Regions from separate parts of the Mus musculus genome. Here region 2 is linked to region 1. A link is a loop called in an ENCODE intact Hi-C map of the cell type or tissue named here. Cell type or tissue: left cerebral cortex. All regions are shown on one strand. Links, peaks and the distances in the headings refer to the core of each region. The heading gives the core; the rest is flanking DNA. Region 1 overlaps Mthfd2l (methylenetetrahydrofolate dehydrogenase (NADP+ dependent) 2-like). Region 2 has its middle 19 kb from the start of Rchy1.

Region 1 (9,068 bases), core at 594-8,593:
GGGCTCAGTTCCCAGCACACACATGGTGGCTCACAACTGACTGTAACTCCTGTTGCAGAGAAGCACTCCCCCATCTTGTAGCCTCTACACAGCCGTGCATGTAGGCAATGACACATAAAATAAAAATTAATATTCAAAACTACTGTGAACATCTAAAATTTGACTTTTCTAACTACACCTGACATTCATTTTCAGGTTCATAAGTACTATTAATGAGCTTTGGGAAGGATTATAATTCTTTGGTACTTCCGTCTTTCATTCTGTTCCCTCTAAACTAAAGGTGTTCATGTCACACCAAATTTATGCTGAAATTCTAAACAGCACTGCTCTGAGATTAGGAGGGTGACCTTGGAGAGGGGATCGGTGTGGGGAATCTCTGCAAACACTCTGGCCGACAGAGTTATGGCCCTCATGAAGCAAGAAGGAAGTCTTGTTTGGCATGCCTCTGTAGGTGGTGTTGGTTCAAACTTTGAAAGCCTGGAACTGAGCAGTTTATTTTAGGCATACATAAGTGCAGGTCAGTTTTGTAAAATAATGTTTCCTTGTGATAAGTAACTCAATCCCATGTATACAACAAACTTTAAGATGTGATTATACTGAGACTCTTTTCAAAGTACATGTGATCAACCTCTTCCATAAAGATGGGCTTTATAGATTGACACCGTAAGGCTCTTGTTGGGAATTGGCTCTAATGCTCTGTCTTGATTCAGGCCCTCAGATCGGGAATCTGCATGTCCAAAATGCTGAAGGTCCCTGTCCCCAGTTGGTTTTTAATTGATCAATAAAAAGCCAACAGCCAATGGCTGGGCAGAGGAAGAGGTGGGACTTCTAGGTTCCCAGGAGAAGAAACACAGGGAGGAAAAAGAAAGGCTCTCTGCCAGACAGACCTCTTAAAGAAGGAACAGAAGGGAGCAACGGCCAAAATGTAGGTACAAGAAGGAAAGTGGCCCCCAGAATGGCTGCCCAGAAGCATCTTTGGGCAGCAGAGATAAGGGAGTCACCCAGAGGAAGCTAGGGCAACAAGATAAAATATAGATTTAAGAGGTGTTTAATCTTGGGTACTTTCTCTAGCTCCTATATTGGGGGCCCTGTGTTCCATCCTATATGACTATGAGCATCCACTTCTGTATTTGCCAGGCACTGGCAAAGCCTCACAAGAGACAGCTATATCGGGGTCCTTTCAGCAAAATCTTGCTGGCAATGCAATAGTGTCTGCGTTTGATGGCTGATTATGGGATGGACCCCCAGGTGGGGCAGTCTCTGGATGATCCATCCTTTTGTCTTAGCTCCAAACTTTGTCTCTGCAACTCCTTCCATGGATATTTTATTCCATATTCTAGGGGAGGAATGAAGTATCCACGCATTGGTCTTCCTTCTTGATTTTCTTATGTTTTGGAAGCTGTATCTTGGGTATTCTAGGTTTCTGGGATAATATCCACTTATCAGTGAGTGCCAAGAGCTGAAGGGGTCTGCAACCCTATAGGTGGAGCAACAATATGAACTAATCAGTACCCCCAGAGCTCGTGTCTCTAGCTGCATATGTAGCAGAAGATGGCCTAGTCGGCCATCATTGGGAAGAGAGGCCCCTTGGTCTAGCAAACTTTATGCCCCAGGACAGGGGAACACCAGGGCCAAGAAGTGGGAGTGAGTGCGTAGGGGAGCAGGGTGGGGGGAGGGTATAGGGGACTTTTGGGATAGCATTTGAAATGTAAATGAGGAAAATATCTAATTTTAAAAAATGTGGGGGAAAAAAAGAGGTGTTTAATCAGGAATGCCAGAAGGGAGAATGTGCGGGCTGCAGGGAGCTTTAGAAGTTCCCAACCATTGAGCTCATACAGGCATAACAAAATTAGCTAGTGTGTGTGTCTTTCGTTCCTGAATGCAGAAAGCTCGTGGACAGGTGCAGCGCACATGTGACCCACCAGATGCCAAAGGGTTTAACTAATTCACTGCTACGGGGTCTTGGGGAAGGATCTTGTGTAGTCTTGGTCATACAGATAGTGTGAAGATCACCAAGATATTTAGCACCTCTGCTCCCATTTGTAGATGGATTCTATTGGCTGAGAAACAATGCTCAAGTTAAGGGTCTAGGGAGGATAACTGAGGTAAAGAGTAAGAGTCTGGGAGCCTGAACACAGAAATAGAGCAGGGATAACTGGCCTATTGTGCAGAGGTCACTGGAGTATTAACCACATCCATTCCCAGCCTTCTGGGAGGACAGCAGGCCATACATCTCTTCCTTTGAATGAACAACCCTGTTTGTCTATCATTTCTGGTTTCCAAAATGCTACTCTGTAAGCACATGGACCTCTTGCACTCTACAAATCAGGCCACAGGGCAGTTAGTGCCCTTACAAGGACCTCCAGAGGCTCCATTCACCTCCCCTTGTATTGGCACCCAGCAGAAAGAGCGCTTCATGGTGACACGATGGGAAGAAAGGAAAGTGTCTTACATGCGAAAGTCCAGCATTGTGCTTAGCTTCATATATTCTAGGCATCAGTGCTATATCTGAAAGGTAGTTGGATTTTCCCACTGCCAGGCCTCTCTGCATCCTGGTTATTGCTTCCTTGGCTATTTACAAAAATTCCATATAATCTCAATTGTCAGGATTATTTCCATTGTCACTGGAGCCTTTCTGGAACATTCTTGGCCTATCTCTGTATCTTTTGTTTTTAAGGACATTTTAATTTTTTTTTGTTGAGAATTTCCTACATGAGTATTGTATTTACATCATGTCCACTCCGCTACTTCTCTACTCCAACTCCTCTCATGCTCCCTCACTCCCTCTCAAATTCATGACTTCTCTTTAATTATTATTGTTGCACACCCATATATACATATGCATATACATATGCATATACATATACATATGCATATACATATTCGCACATATGACCTACTGAGTATATTCAGTGTTGTGTGTTTAGGACTGACCGCTTGTGACTGGGTCATCCCTGGAGAAGATTGATTTTCCTTCTCTTAGGAGCTGTCAATTGCCTTCATCTAAGATTTATATAATTCTCCCAACCACACTGGTATGTCAACTGTCGTTGTCATCGCGCAGTCTTATTTTGGTGGTGTGTATTACCACAAACAGGGAATGCAATCAAGGATCATGGTGAGTGGAGTCTTGAAAAGGGACATAGTATGACACAGATTCTGTGAAGGGGGACATTGGAAAAACAGGAGGACTCTTAACTGTGGGAAGAGAGGAAGGCAACCATAGGGAAAGAGAGGGAGTGGGATAAAGAACCTTAAGGATACATGTTTTCAGTTTAATTAAAAACATATACTATATGAGTGTGTCTCACACACACACACACACACATATGCATATGTAAATAATTTAAACGAAGTTACACGACTTAGGGCTATAAGCCCTTCCTTTCAAAACCATACACTCTCCAACAACAACAAAAAAAACCCCTAGTACCAGGCATGCAAAGTCTCTCTTCAATAATAACACAGGCTGTTTCTGTTGCCCATTGTTTGTTAGAACTTGAAGGTAAGATTCTGTTGCTGAAGATATCATCCACTTTGGCTCAGGACTTGGAGGAACTGAGCTCGGAATTGATCTTGGAGACTCTTAAACTTCATATGTGTTTCTCTCCAGCACTTTAAAGGCTTTGTCACACTAAGGTCTTTGATCCCTTTTTTAACTCATTTTTCTTCTGGATGAGAAATGTGGGCCTAGTTTCACCCCTTCAGCCTGTGAAAGTCTGGTTTTTTCCACTACCCTTTGATGAGAGGCTGAGTCTTCTAGAGTGTTTTTGATGTTAGTACCTGCAAGGGTTTATATCTCAGATACCGTGTTTGTGCCTGCGCTGCACTGTTTTTCGTTATTACGGCTCTGTAATATAATTTGAGGTGAGGAATTGTGACACCTCCAGCACGGCTCCTTTGCATAAGAATTGCTTCTGCTATTCATGGCCTTGTGCTTCCATGTGGATTTATAATAGTTTAATAGTTCAATGAAGACTAACATTAAGCTATTGAAGAGCAGATTGTTTTGGGTTAATATAACCGTTTTCACAAGATTAATTCTGCTAACATATGAGTCTGGGAGAGTTTGTCATCTTCCAATGTCTTCAAATTCTTTTCTCAGTGTTTCAACTTTTCATTTGGAGGCCCTACACTTCAAGATTTTTTTTAAAGTTTATTTTGACGGTTATTTTAAAAACTTACAAATTTGATTTTTCTGACTTCTGGTTTTGGCAAGTTGACAACTGGTATGTAGAAAGTTTATGATTTTTCAACATTGATTTTGTACTCTATTAGTTTGCTAAAAATATATACCTGTTTTAATAGTTTCTAGTGGAAGTTTTAGGGTCTTTTAAGTATACATTGATATCTCCAAACAGAGATAGTTTGATTTCTTCCTTCCCTGTTTCTATCCCTCTATCTCTTTGTATTATTGCCCTAGCTAGGATTAGGAGCATTATGTTGAGTGAAAGTTGAAAGAGTAGGCACTCCTGTGTTAGTCTATATTTTATAAGATTAGAGGTTTCTTCCATACTCAGTGTATTACCTATGGCTTTAAAATGTGTAGTCTTTGCTATGTTAAGGTAGGTTCTTTCTATTTCATTCATAGCTTTATCATGGAGGAAAATTAAAATGGATTTTCCTGCATTAATTAAAAGGATCACGTGATTTCCCTTCTTAAGGATATGAATACAGTCTTACAGACAAGATTATGCATTCAAACAAACTTGCTCTCCTAGAATGAAACCAGTTTGGTCTTGATGTAATTTTAATATGGTCTTGAATTCACTTTACCTGAAATGTTTTTGAGAAATTTTGTCTTTGTGCACCAGAAAAACTGATCTAGAGTTTCCTTCTTCGTGTTGCTATTTCTGTGAGCAAGTTTGGCTTTGGAGATGAATTTGGCTATGTTCTGTCTCTTTTTTTTATGTAACAGTTCAAGAAAACATTGGCACTAGCTCTCCCTTAACGGTTTGGAAGAATTCTGCAGTGGATCCACCTGGTCCTGCACTTTTGCTGGGAGAATTTTTATTACTGCTTCCATCTCATTGGTTCTTATGGTTCTGTTTAATATGTTTGCTGCTCCTTGATTTAACTTTGGTGGGTCACAGGTGTCTAGGAATCCATACATTGCCTCTGCATTATCCAGTTGTTTAGAATATGATGTAATTCTTGAGATAGCTTTACATCTACAGTCTTCTCCCTCTTTCATCTCCTTGTTATTCATTTCAGTCTTCTTACTTCCCTTTTGTTAGACTGGCTAAGGGTTTTTTCAGCAGACCTGGTCTTTCATTTATTTAGTTCCCAATGCACCAATGTTCCTTGATATTTACTGCTTTTTGAGTTTGGATTGTTGTTTTTCTAAGCTCTTGAGGTGCATCATTGGATTATTGACTTGAGCTCATCTTGATGTTTTATTCCAAACATTTATAGTTACAAATTTCTCCTAAGAATAGCTTTAGCTGTAGTAAGATGTTCATTGTGGGGAATTGCAGGCTGGTATCCAGTTGTGCTGAGGTCTGAGGTCATAATTCACCTACATGACACGATAGGAATTCCCTCATGCTCCTGGAACTCCAGCCCCTGCCTAAGTTACCACCTCCCACAGCCCCCCACAAGAGAAGCATGATCAGTAGTCAAGTAGACAATGGCCCAAGCTTCTGACCTTCAGGCTAAACTCCTCCCCAGTTACCTAGCAACAGTAAAGACCATAAAAGGGGCTGTTAGGCCCCCACCTCGCTCTCTTACTTCTCTTACTCTTACACTCTTACTTCTTGCTCTCCTGTCTCCCTCTTACCCCTCTCTTTGTCTTCTCTCCTTCCTCTCTTCTCTTCTCTTCTCTTCTCTTCTCTTCTCTTCTCTTCTCTTCTCTTCTCTTCTCTCTCCTCTCCTCTCCTCTCCTCTCCTCTCCCTCTCCCTCTCCCTCTCCTTCTTTCTCTCCCTCTCTCTCTGCCTTCTCTCTTTCTCCCTGCATTTCTATAATAAAGCTCTTAAACCATAGACAGTCTCTGCTCCATCAAGATCCGCTGCACAGTCTGGTCAATGTTGGGAACCTCTTCCCTCATCCCTCTCTCCTATAACTCCGGGCGACAGGGTGTCACCTTGGGGTCCCTGGTAGGGGGCTACCCCTTGTCCAACCCCCGCTGCATGAGTCAGAGGCTTGCATACCCACCTGGGACCGAGTGGAAAGCGCCTAGCAGCTCTGCTTGAGTCCACCTGCCCAGAGCACAGGAACTCTGGCTGGATGTGGGCCCCTTTTTCTCCCCCATTTCTCCCCAGGGCCTTCCTGGGCCCCCCTTTTTTGTTCCCAACAGTTCATTCTATTGACTATAAATGTATTGGTTTTACTGCCAGGCACCATATTCCATCAATTGATCCTCAGACCTATTTATAATATTATATTTCAGTTTTGGTAACTACACATTAGTGTTATATCTCAAGATAAGGTAGACTTCCATTTTTGCTGTTTTGACTATTACAGATCTTTCGTAGTCTTGCTTAGACTTCAGGAATCTTTCCTTCCGGGATAATTGCCTTTAGAATTTTGGCAGAACTTGCATTGGCTCTAGATAATTGCAGATAGTCTTGGCATTTTAATATTTTTCAGAGCATGGATGAAAATTTAGAATTCTAACAGGAATTGTGTTGGCTCTGTAGATAACTGCACCTAGTGTTGTTATTTGAATATTATTTGCTAGTCCATGAACATGAGAGATTTTCCATGTAGTTTTTCCTCAAACTCTTTCATCCGTGTTTTGAGTTTTCAGTGTGCAGACCGTTCACCTCTTTGTTAAGCTTACTCTTAATTATGTCAAATATCATGCTGTTATAAATGAAGATACTTTCACTGGATGCATGCATATGCACAAAGGTATTTCCAGTTGCAGAAGGTTGTTCAACTTGATTCTGAGAAAGGAGAACTGAAAAGACCTACTCTGCCATCTTGTTGGTGCCAGCATCCTTTGTTCATTCAAAACACCAGTTTTCCATCAGTGAATCTAAGTAAACAGTACTGCCAGGATGTAGTCCACCCCCTCACTTGTTTTATAGTTGATTTTGAAAAAAATTCTAAATCTTAAAATGAAATCCAACTATCTTTACCTCTGGACTTTGCACTTTTCTTTCTTACGTGGCAAAATAGTTATTCAGACAGACTGGCTAAGAGTTGTCAGATTTTAAAACCTCAGTGTTTTGTTGAAAATCTATACTTGGCTCCTCAAAGCCACAGTTAAGAACCACTGATAGGGGTCTCCATCCCTCCAAAAACAGGATTAATCCCCTTGTATAAATGAGAGATCTGCTCTCAACTTGAAGAAACTTATCATGGCTAAATGTGTTCAAAAATTCTTCATTGAATACACAGAACATTCATAACAATGTTCAAATAAACTATAATAATCTAGCAACTGAAATATAAAGCCATAACAAAATTAATACTACACATATTAACATAGTGGCTGTATTTAAAATTTAAACCTAGTGATAAAATTTATATCTAATATCATAGGATAATCAGTCTCTGATGCCTACAATCAGATTTCAGAAATGGTAAGAATTTGAAAATATTTTATAAATCAGTTTATCATATCTATAGGTTGTTACATTTTACTTGAAATCTGATAGAAATTGATAGTCAATATAATCAAAAGTGGGTCAAAAAAGAGGAGATACCTTCAGCCTTGCAAGTTTGTAGGCAAATTGCAATCAAAGAAAAGCTTATAAAAAAAACTTATCCTTCATAAATCAAATAGCTAAACTAAATAAATGATAATTTAATGTGCACGTATGGTGCATTAATCGCTTCCTTCCAAAAATATATTAACTCCTCAATTCAAGTACATGTGACTGCATTTGGAAGTAAGGGCTTTGCTTGTGTATCTAAGAAGCCATAGAGAAGTGCCTTACTCCACTGTGACTGCTGTCCCTTCAATAGACACACAGGGTATCCTATGAGACACTGAGGGGAGAGAGCTGAGTGATGACCGAGTGAACCACTGAAGTCGTGCCAACGCAGCCTAAAGAAACCAAGGACTGTGGCAACCCCCAGAGACTGGGGGAGGAATCATGGTGCCACATAACACTATCAGACTTCTGGCTTCTGGGACGGTTAAGAAGAGATTCCTATAGTTTCTCTGTTTGCAGCAACCTCAGTAAATGTGGACACCTATGCAGCAGCCCATTCCCCCACCATATTCTAGAATCACATAACACTATCAGACTTCTGGCTTCTGGGACGGTTAAGAAGAGATTCCTATAGTTTCTCTGTTTGCAGCAACCTCAGTAAATGTGGACACCTATGCAGCAGCCCATTCCCCCACCATATTCTAGAATCAGCCTCAAACCCTTAAATATATATAAAACAAACACTGCCACAGCACAGCTTACAACCGAGGCTGCTTCTAAACGAACGCAGTGTAGGTCACACAGAGCCCAAATGCTCTGAACAAAGGATGCTTTGCATCTAGGAGGGGATGAGGAAAGACAGTGCAGGATTATATCACACTGTAGAATGGCGTGCTGTCTATAGCAAGCTTACCTCTGGGATTTTTCATTAAATGTTTTCAGGTAACTGAAGTCATGCAAAGAAAAAACTATGGAGGAATGCAGACTACTATAACCCCAGAGTAAATGCTCCAATTTATGTAAAAAAAATATTGAATGAGTGAGCTTAGTATTTTCATGTACATGATACCTTGAAACATACAAAAATACAGCTGAAAAACCAATTTGACTACATCTAAATATGACAAAGCTGCTCTAAAATCGAACTGTTTTTGTGATGGATAACTTTATCTTTTTTGTTTTCTTTTTTCGCCTTTTATTAAACATAGATTCTCTTCTCATACAATATAATCTGAATAAAGACCCCCTCCCTCCACTACCCCCACTACTCTTTCATAATGACCTTATCTCACAGACTGTGGTGCAAGGACACGCCAAAGGGAGACAGACCACCTGTGGATTGATGTAAACAAAAGTATCTTTATATTTCATTACAAAATAAAGATTGAAACAGTTTGATGCAGGTTTGTCCTAAGCTTAGTCCTACTTTAATATCAGTAGATGAAATAAATTATAAACTAAAA
Region 2 (9,068 bases), core at 418-8,417, 1.0 Mb before region 1:
CTGGTATTTTAGTAAGCAGCTGTAAGCCAGGTGTGGTTCTAGATGCTTTAAAATGACAATGAAAAGTTCCTTGTAGTGGTACATTCTGCCATTCCTCATATTTGGTCAACATATTCTGTCTTATTAATGCAAGCAGTATGTGTCGTCAGTGTAGACATGGATTATTTTCTAAGTTCTCAGGAGATAAATAGGATGAAGTAGTCCTGGAAAGGGCTCTCAGTTTACACTTCTCTGTGCTTACCTAGAAGAACTAAGTATTCCTCGAAGTTAATGAATATGCCGAGCATAGATGGGTCATCTGTATCAACCCCTATTCCCCAGGCTCAGGGAACAACATGGTGGGGGTGGATGGGAAGGACATGAGAGCTGGAAGATGAAAGAGGACGGCTGGGAAACACTGGGTTTTGACATAACAAGGTTGTCGCATGTGAACTTAGAGCAGCCACGGTTGCCTGCTGAGACCTTTATGAGATCAAGCCTGTGAAAAATCCTGCAAGGATAAAGTGAGCCCTGAGCCCTGCTTGTAGCTGAAGAGCAGATAATGCTCCCGTGAAGGGAGAAGCATTGCGTTTCTTAGGGGCTGTGGGTTGCGGGTGGGTTGTCCACACCCCAGTGGATGGCTGCACCTGTGGGTACATGGAAAGCACTAGTTGGACTCACTGGGTTATTAATTAAAAAAAGAAAGGGTCATCTGGAAAGGTGGGTGAGTGGTTCAGAGCACTTGCTTTTCTTTCAAAGGACATGAGCTTGGTCCACAGGACCCAGGTCAGAATTTCAGGGTTTCCAACACATACTGACAGCCAAGTATACACATAAATTTAAAAAAAAAAAAAAAAAAAAAAGGCTAGGCATGGTGTTCTGTATTCTTAATCCTAGCACTTGGGAGGTCTAAGTTCAAGGCCATCCTGGGCTACATAGAAAGACCCTCTGTAAGAGAAAAAGAAATTAGTGAGATGTGATGTGTTTGGAGGTCTTGATGGGAACTGGAGGGAAGTAGTGGGAGTGGATATGACCTAAGTACATGTATGAATTTCTGATGAAGTCTTTAGGGCTTTTTTTTTTTAAATATGATGCTTGAATACTGTGCCAGCTGCTTTCATGTCAAGTCATCAGAGAATGGGGAGTCTCAGTTGAGAGAATGCTTCTGTTAAGACTGGGCTGCAGTCCTATAAAGGATTTTCTTAATTAGTGATCAACTGGAGGGCACAGTCCATAGTGGCTGATGCCATCCCTGGGCTGGTGGTCAGGGTTCTATAAGAAAGCAGGCTGAGCAAGCCACAGGGAGCAAGCCAGTAAGCAGCACCCCTCTGTGTCTTCTGAGTCAGCGCCTGCCTCCAGATCCCTGTCGCGCTTCAGTTACTGACCTGGCTTCTTCAGGGATTTGGAAGTGAAAGCCAACTACTTACCCTTTTCTTTCCCAAGTTGCTTTGGTCATGGTGTTTCAGCACAGCAATAGTAACCCTAATTAGAACAGAAATCTTATTCTTTCTTTGCTGTTGCTAAATTCTCTGACATCCTGTTGGGGTGGGAGGAAGTGGTGAGACCAGCATCCTTTTGTTCCTTAGAGGAAGGACTTTAACCTTCTTACTGTAAAATATTATGGGGCTTTTTTTAATTAAGTGTGGTATATTTATTATCTGTGCTCATCAGTAGCATTGGTTTGTAGTTTTTCTTTTGGTCTTGCCTCGCATCGCAATGTATTACCGTAATGCTGACGTGTAAAGTGGGTTAATAAGTAGTGGGGTTGCTCTTGTGCACTGTGGATTCAGAGACTGAGTTCTGTGCTCCAAGATCAGGTTGCAGTCTGGACATGGGCAGTGTGTTGACCATTGCGCTGTAAAGAATGGTCCCCAGAATTCCCTGATTGGACAATAAAAGCCCAGACCCTGTGACTAGGCAGGAGAGAGAGAAAGTCGGGACTTGAGGTCAAGTAGGGGCCATGAGGGGAAGGAAAAGGGGGTCTTGGCTTGCTTATTTACAGTTAGACTAAATCATTACAAAACATGTTGATCATCATACAAAGAAAAACTTTTTTTTTGTTGTTGTGACAGTTATTCTCTGTGTAACTCTGACTTCCCCAGAAATCACTCTGTAGACCAGGTTGGCCTCGAACTCACAGAGATCCGCCTACCTCCACTTTCCAAGCACTGGGATTAAAGGTGTGTGCCCTGGTAAAAAGAAGGTAACCGTGAAGCAGGATGGATGTATAAGGGTGGACCACGAGCTCATGGCATAGAGAAAATCCGCCCTGAGGACACACTTGCTGTGGAACAAACAGCAAGACTCCGTTGGCAAATAGCACAGGGCCTGTGACTGGGAGTTAGCTTAGACTAGCTCGGATTCTGCCCAGTCTGTTTACAGCTTGTTAACAGAAATGCCAGGTTTTTGTGTCTTTTCTTTGGGAGCTATATAGGCTAGAGTGGGGCAGGGGCAGAAACCCCCATAACATCACTGCCAGAGGTACCATCATCATCATCATCTCCTCTCCCCACCCCCTTCAGAAGACTTTAGAAAGATTGGGGTTGGTTCTTAAATATTTGGTAGAATTCTGCTGGGAAGCCATTTTTTTCTTGATGGGAGATCTTTTTTTTTTTTTTTTTTTTTTTTTGGTAAATTATGTGTATTATATGTCTAGCTATCTGTGTGTCTTAGGGTTTGACTGCTGTGAATAGACACCACTGACAAGGCAACATTCAGAAGGCCAAGATTTAATTGGGGCTGCCTTACAGGTTCAGAGGTTCAGTCTACTATCATCAAGGCAGGCATGGTGCAGAAGGAGCTGAGAGTTCTACATCTTCATCTGAATGCTGCTAGCAGAATACTGACTTCCAGACAGCTAGGATGAGGGTCTTAAAGCCCACACCCACAGTGACACACTTATTCCAAGGCCACACCCACTCCAACAGGGTCAGACCCAATAGTGCCACTCCCTGGGCCAAGCTAATACACACACTGTGTGTGTGTGTGTGTGTGTGTGTGTGTGTGTGTGTGTGTGGTATCTGCATGTGAATGCAGGTTCCTGCTGAGGCCAGAGGCTTGGGCTCTAATCCTGGAACTGGGGTTACAGGCATTTGTGAGCTCTCTGATGCAAATGTTAGGGACCCTCTGGGGCCTTGGGCCAGTATTGTGGGAGCCCTTGCCTGCTGCGCAGTTTCTGCAGTCTCTGATGGGAGTACTTACATTATTGATTTACTCTCCTTGCTTTTGGTCTCTTCAGCCTTCTATTTCTTTCTGGTTTCAGTCTTTATAGACTGTAGGTTCTTAAGAATTCATCCATTTCTTCTAGGTTACCCCAGTTGTAGCTGTGTAACTGTCCGTACCGGTCTCTTACTGTACTCGTGTCCTTATAATACCCCTGGGTTCGCCTCTCAGTCATTCCCAGTTTTATTTACTTGAATATTGTTCCGTAGCTTCCTTACTTGCTTTATAAATAGAAGAATCTTGAATTTGCATGAGACACAGGATAGTTTGTTCCCAAGTTTTCCCTCTCTGTAAGAATGTGTCAAGTTTTCACTATCTGTAAGAATATGTGCATATATGACAAAATCTCTTAGGAAAATTTCCCTCAGAAATGTTTATTTCTAGACCATAATCATTGAAATTTGATGCTTCCATAATTTTCTCAAGGTAGAAATACAAAGGTCAGTTAAATCCTGCTGGAATCTACCCAATAGAGACCTTTATTCAATTTCACAAAATGTATTTTGCATCAGATACATGCCAGGTATCTGTTTGTGTGTACTTCTTTATTCTAAATTGAATTTCCCCAGGCATTATTGACTAGGCTTTTGTCCATGGGGCCCATCTCCCAGGAAGGGAGCCTCGAGCAATGCAGCGAGGCCTAAGCATTGCAGCTGCCTATGGAAAGCATCGGCGCTCAAAATGTCTCAGTCCATATACATGGAGAGATCTTCTCCCATATCTCACCAATGAAGTAACTTCTTCCTCAGATAGATGGAGATGAATGGGCAAACCAAGGAGGATGAAGAAATGTATCCTATTAAATAGGGACAGACGTTTGAATTTGGTTAACTGAAGCAAGAACAGAGGACAATTCCATATGTCAAAGACACAGTCCTTCTTTTGACCTGGCATTTAGGACTCATGCCCTGTGGGCTGAAGGTAAGTTAGGGAGGGTGAAAGGAATAGCCTCTTCTCAGAATAAGCTAAAACTGACCTGGCATCCAGACTCCATGGAATTTGTCTGGTGAACTTTGAGTAGGATAGGCTATGGAGACACTGTGGACTGTGCCTAATACTAGGTCCTCATAGGCATTAAGGAAGGCCTGTCTGTTCATAGCATTGGGGTGTCTCCTGTCTGTGCCTTGTGGTGAACTGTAAAAATGTCTCTAAATCTCGATTTGCAACAGGGCTTAGGCACTTCTGTTATCACTTGGAGAATGAACAAGGGAACTGGGGCAGGGTAAATAGCATTGAGTGGATTGAGCCTTGCTCTCTCTGTCCCTCTGTCAAGGGACTCAGAAAAAGCATTCCTCCTTCCACCATAATGAGGAGTTTTATCTTACATCCTGCTGTATGTAGCCAGCAGCCTGGTGAGTTCCCCAGCTCCCTTTTGCCCTGACACTTTGCACTGAGGAGGGGGACTGACTTTAGCATCTCTTATGAAGAAAGCAGATCCACTTCTCACAGCCCCAAGGCCACCCTTCTGTTACAAGCGCTGCTCAAGTGCGCTAGTCTTTGAGGGTGGTACATGATGAGAGAGTCTGTTCAGCTCTGTAAAACAAATGCCAACTTTAGTGAGACTCTGCTGAAGGGCATTGTTCTGTTTTGTTTTTGTAATAAAGTTTGATTTCACAATAAACTTATCCCTAAGAATAAATTTGTCCTTAAATTTAGAAGAGAAAAGAAAAGAATACTTTGAACTTCAGACAGACTAAACTGTGGGCAAGGGACTTAAGTGACTTCTTAATTTCTTTGCTTAGGACAAAGCAAGAAATTTTCCTGGCAATCAGTTTCCTTTTAGATGAGAGTAAGAATAACTATCAGGAAATACCAATGTATTTAAGGGAGCTTATCCCCTGTTAGGAAGTGGAACAGAGTGGCTGAGAGGACGAGCCCTGGGACACGGAGAGAGCTTGAATCTTGGTTCTGCTGTGTGACCTTGGGCATCATACCTATCTCTTTGTTTCTCGGGTTGTTGGTGAAGAGTTGCTCGTGTGAGGACTTGGTTGGCGATGGCTGCATTTGGATGCCCTGCAGTCTGCTGACTAGAGAGTCAGGCCCAGCTGCCCCTTTCCTTTCTTACTCTGTTTCACACACACTACACTGACTGGCTTTTCCGTTTTTACTGTTGCTGTTGTATCTTGCCTGCTCTAAGCCTTTTCTTCTCCCTCTGAAGTCTGCTTTTCCATCTGGTTAAGATGATTGCCAGCCTCTGGGTCAAGGTTGCTGGACGAACCTGTAGGAAAAAAAGCTCTAAGGGGGACCTCAGACTTTGCTTCCTGACAGCAGAGGGTGCCACAATGTTTCTCACTTCAGAAATCTACACAGGATTACTTTCCTTTTTTCTATCTGTCACTTAAGAGTCTCCTGGCCGACAGACCATCTGTGAGGACTTTTCTTGGCCAGTCTGTAATAGTGACATGAACCAACACCATGAATGCATGGTCACTGGGTGCCTTTAAATTTTAATTAGGTATGTCTGTTATACTGTATTTCATATTTCTCCATTTCTTGGATTAGGTTTGTAAAGATACAGTATTTTCAAGAATATGTTGCTAGCTGATGGGGGAGGGCTTGGGGGAGGGGGCATGCAGGCAGTCATGGCACTGGGGCAGTAGCTGAGAGCTGACACCTGATCTGAAAATGGCAGGCTTAGAAGGACACTTAGCCTGCTATGGCCTTTTAAAGCCTTCACCACCACTAGGGTCACAGTCTGTAACAAGGTCACACCTTTTAATTCTTACACTGGGAACCAAATATTCAAACGTAGGCGCCTATGAGAGCCACTCTCATTCCAATCACCACAGTGCTTCCAATCCTAGCCCTTGGAAGGACGATTGCAAGTTTGAGGACAGTCTGAGCTTCACTGTGAGGTTCTTTCTCAAACAACAACAACCACAAAACCAACCAACCAACCAACCAACCAACCAACCAACCAACCAAAACCCAACAGCAAAACAAAAAACAATGAAGCAGACAACTAGAGCCCAACTAAAACAAGCAAAATAGGATTTGTAACTGACAGAATGGCTCTTGTTTGGCCAGTACATGTTTGTGGAGCGGCCAAAGCAGAATGTAGGAAGAATAGTACCAAACTGATGTGAATTCTGTGTGGTGGGGCATTGATGCGGAAGGCCCGAGCAGATCAAAGCACTGCTTGGCTCCCCAACAATTGTAACCTGATCAGAGCCTATCGAGGCTGTAAAAAACTGCAGATGGCCTTTTCTTCCAGTGGAAATACAGATGTTTCCTCTACTTTCCTTGCCCCCTGCCACTAAGAGTTACATATGTTCATTACAGTTAGACTATGTTAGGTACAGGGTGGAAGAAAGAAAAATAGTTAACGCCCTTTACTTGGACCACCCAGAGACGATCCTGAGAGCATTTTGATTCCTTTCATTACAACATCTTTCCTAAGTATTAAAAAAACCCACCAGGTTTGTGATCATAATGCAATACATGTTTTTTCCCTCACTTTTGTACGATAGAACAAACATATCCCAGTAATACTACAGTCTCCCTGTATGCACTGTTTAAGCCCCTTGTACAAAGTTTCAGTTTGTAGAAGTTGGGCATTTAGAGGTCATCCATTTCTGAGTATGCAGAAGTGAGGAATAACATCCACAAGACTGGGCCTGTGCTTCGGGTGCTGTCCTGAGCAAACGGACCTTATTTTACTGAGCTAAGACACCAACAGTTTAGCAAAGTCAAGAAAGAACTCTACAATGTGAGGACTAACCATTCAGCCTCCAAATGACTCTCGTAGGACCAAGGGTGCAGCGTGAAGCAAGCATGCAAGGCTTTCCTCCCACGGAGCTTACATTTTAGAGTACACGTGGGAAACACAGTAAATGGGGTGGAATGCTACTCAGCTATTATTAAAAATGAGGTATTGATGGGGCTGGAGAGATGGCTTCGTACTTAAGTGCACTGGCTGCTCTTCCAGATGACTCGGGTTTGGTTCCCAGCGCCCACATGGCAACTCAGAACAACTATTGGTAACTTCATTCCCTGGGGGATTCAGTCCCCTCTGAGGTAGCCGAGTATGCATGTGGCATGTGGACATATAACAAAACACCTGTACACATACACAAAAAAATTCAACAGCAGAAAAAAGTAAGGCACTGATCGGTGTGTGCTATAAATGAATGGGTCTTGAAAGCATGCCAGTTGAAAGAAGCCATTCACAAAGAGCCACACGTCACTGCGATTCCATTTAGATGAAGTGTTCAGTAGAAGCAAACCATAGAAACAAAGTCTAACAGTGCTTGCCAAGGGTTGGGGGCTGGTAATGGAATGGTGATGATGACTGTTAATAGTTAATGTTCTAAAACTGAGTGTGATCATAATTATGTGACTATAAATACATAAATATCCCATTGAATTTATATACGCAAAATGGGTGAATTTTATCGCATGCTAAGTTATATCTCAGTAAAGCTGTTATTATTTTTTAAATATTTGCTATCCTACAGTTAGGAAACAGCTCTAGAGCCTAGAAAGATTGCTCAGCAGGTAAACTTACTATTGGCTGCTCTTGCAGAGGACCTGGGTTTGGTTCGAAGCACCCACATGGCAGTTCGCAACTATCTATAACTCCAGTTCCAAGGGAATTTGATGCCCTCTTCTGGCCTCTGCAGGAACTAGGTACACATGTGCCTACATATAAATACATACAGGCAAATGCTATATAATAAAATAAACCTGAAAGGATTCTAAAATGACATGATATTTGGGGCTTGCTTGAACATAATTATTATTGAGAACTGAGTTCTGGACAAGATAAGACTGACATTTGATAATTGTAAAAGCTGAGATCTGGGCATAAGATGACCTATTATACTGTTTTATCTAGTTTTCTATGTATCTGACATTTTCTATAGGGCTAACAATGTATTAAAAAACTCATTTAGAGACTGACTCTGGGGCAGGAACCTCTCACCTTGAACTGGAATGGTACTGGCTAATAGCCCAGGGTTTAGTGGCAGGTCTCTGTATTTTGAACCCTAGCTTTGCCGTGTAACCCTGGAATGCCATTTAGTTTCTTTATGCCTTGGTTTCCTCATTCATAACATACAGAGATTAGCATGTTCAGTTATAGGGATGCTATAAAGACTCACCATTTCTAAAGAATTTACAACTTGTCTCCTCTCCTTTGAGCGGAAAATCCACTGTTGCTCAGTACTTGCTGCTCATTCGCAGGGAGATAAATGCCGTTGGTGTGCCCAGGGGAGAGCGTTGCTCAGACTGCACAGCAGAGCAGAAACTGACAGGTGGGCAGCCCTGCCGAGCCTGCGGTACCCAGGCACTTAGCATCATCTGAATAGGCATTCCCTCTGGCTCCTCTTCAGTTCCACCTCATCCTCACAGCCCATCCCAGCAGCCAGCTCTGCCTGTGGAGGAGACGAGGTCAGAAGGGATAATTGCGCTTCTCACCTGGCTGTCACGTTAAGTGTTCTCTGCTCCCGTGCTTGAGAATGACCTCTGTCCTGAAAGAAGGCAGCAGCTTCAGTGAGTCCGGCACTGTCTCCCGGTGTCTGTGCATGGATGCATTTGTGAGCTAATGTGCCTTCCTGGTAGGAAAGACTTCCTGCTTCTTTTAATCTGCTGTGAAGGCCTGGTTGTTGATTCTGATCCTAGCTCTGGCACAGATGGATCCTCTGACCACCTCCAGTGAGGTATTCTTGACTTCGTACGTACGAGTAGGCGCCAGCTGTTTACCTTGCCTTGCATTACTTGTCTCTCAGCCTCTTTCTCTCCAGCAAACCCTGAGATCTTCCATTCATGTACTCAGTAAGCACTTATTGATTTCCTGTTACCTCAAGAACATTATACTTAAGGTTTGGGAGAATCCAAAAGGGGGTGGGGGAGGAAGTCAACAAATT

Evidence for each region. Peaks named below come from ENCODE experiments on the same cell type or tissue, not always from the same donor. Only the 100,000 strongest peaks of a DNase experiment are listed, where the experiment ranks them.
Region 2: it touches region 1 in a loop (3-fold over the local background); 5 of 42 quality-filtered maps call a loop at or near these places.

Annotation. Positions count from the first base shown.
Region 1 is chr5:90,937,571-90,946,638 of GRCm38, reverse strand. All of the region lies in intron 1 of Mthfd2l (methylenetetrahydrofolate dehydrogenase (NADP+ dependent) 2-like), which reads right to left. Among named protein-coding and RNA genes, the nearest start is that of Mthfd2l, 11 kb to the right of the region's middle. In left cerebral cortex, for the core only: no CTCF peak of the experiment used is centred there; a DNase peak (open chromatin) is centred at 4,895.
Region 2 is chr5:91,939,709-91,948,776 of GRCm38, reverse strand. No RefSeq gene overlaps it. Among named protein-coding and RNA genes, the nearest start is that of Rchy1, 19 kb to the left of the region's middle. In left cerebral cortex, for the core only: no CTCF peak of the experiment used is centred there; no DNase peak of the experiment used is centred there.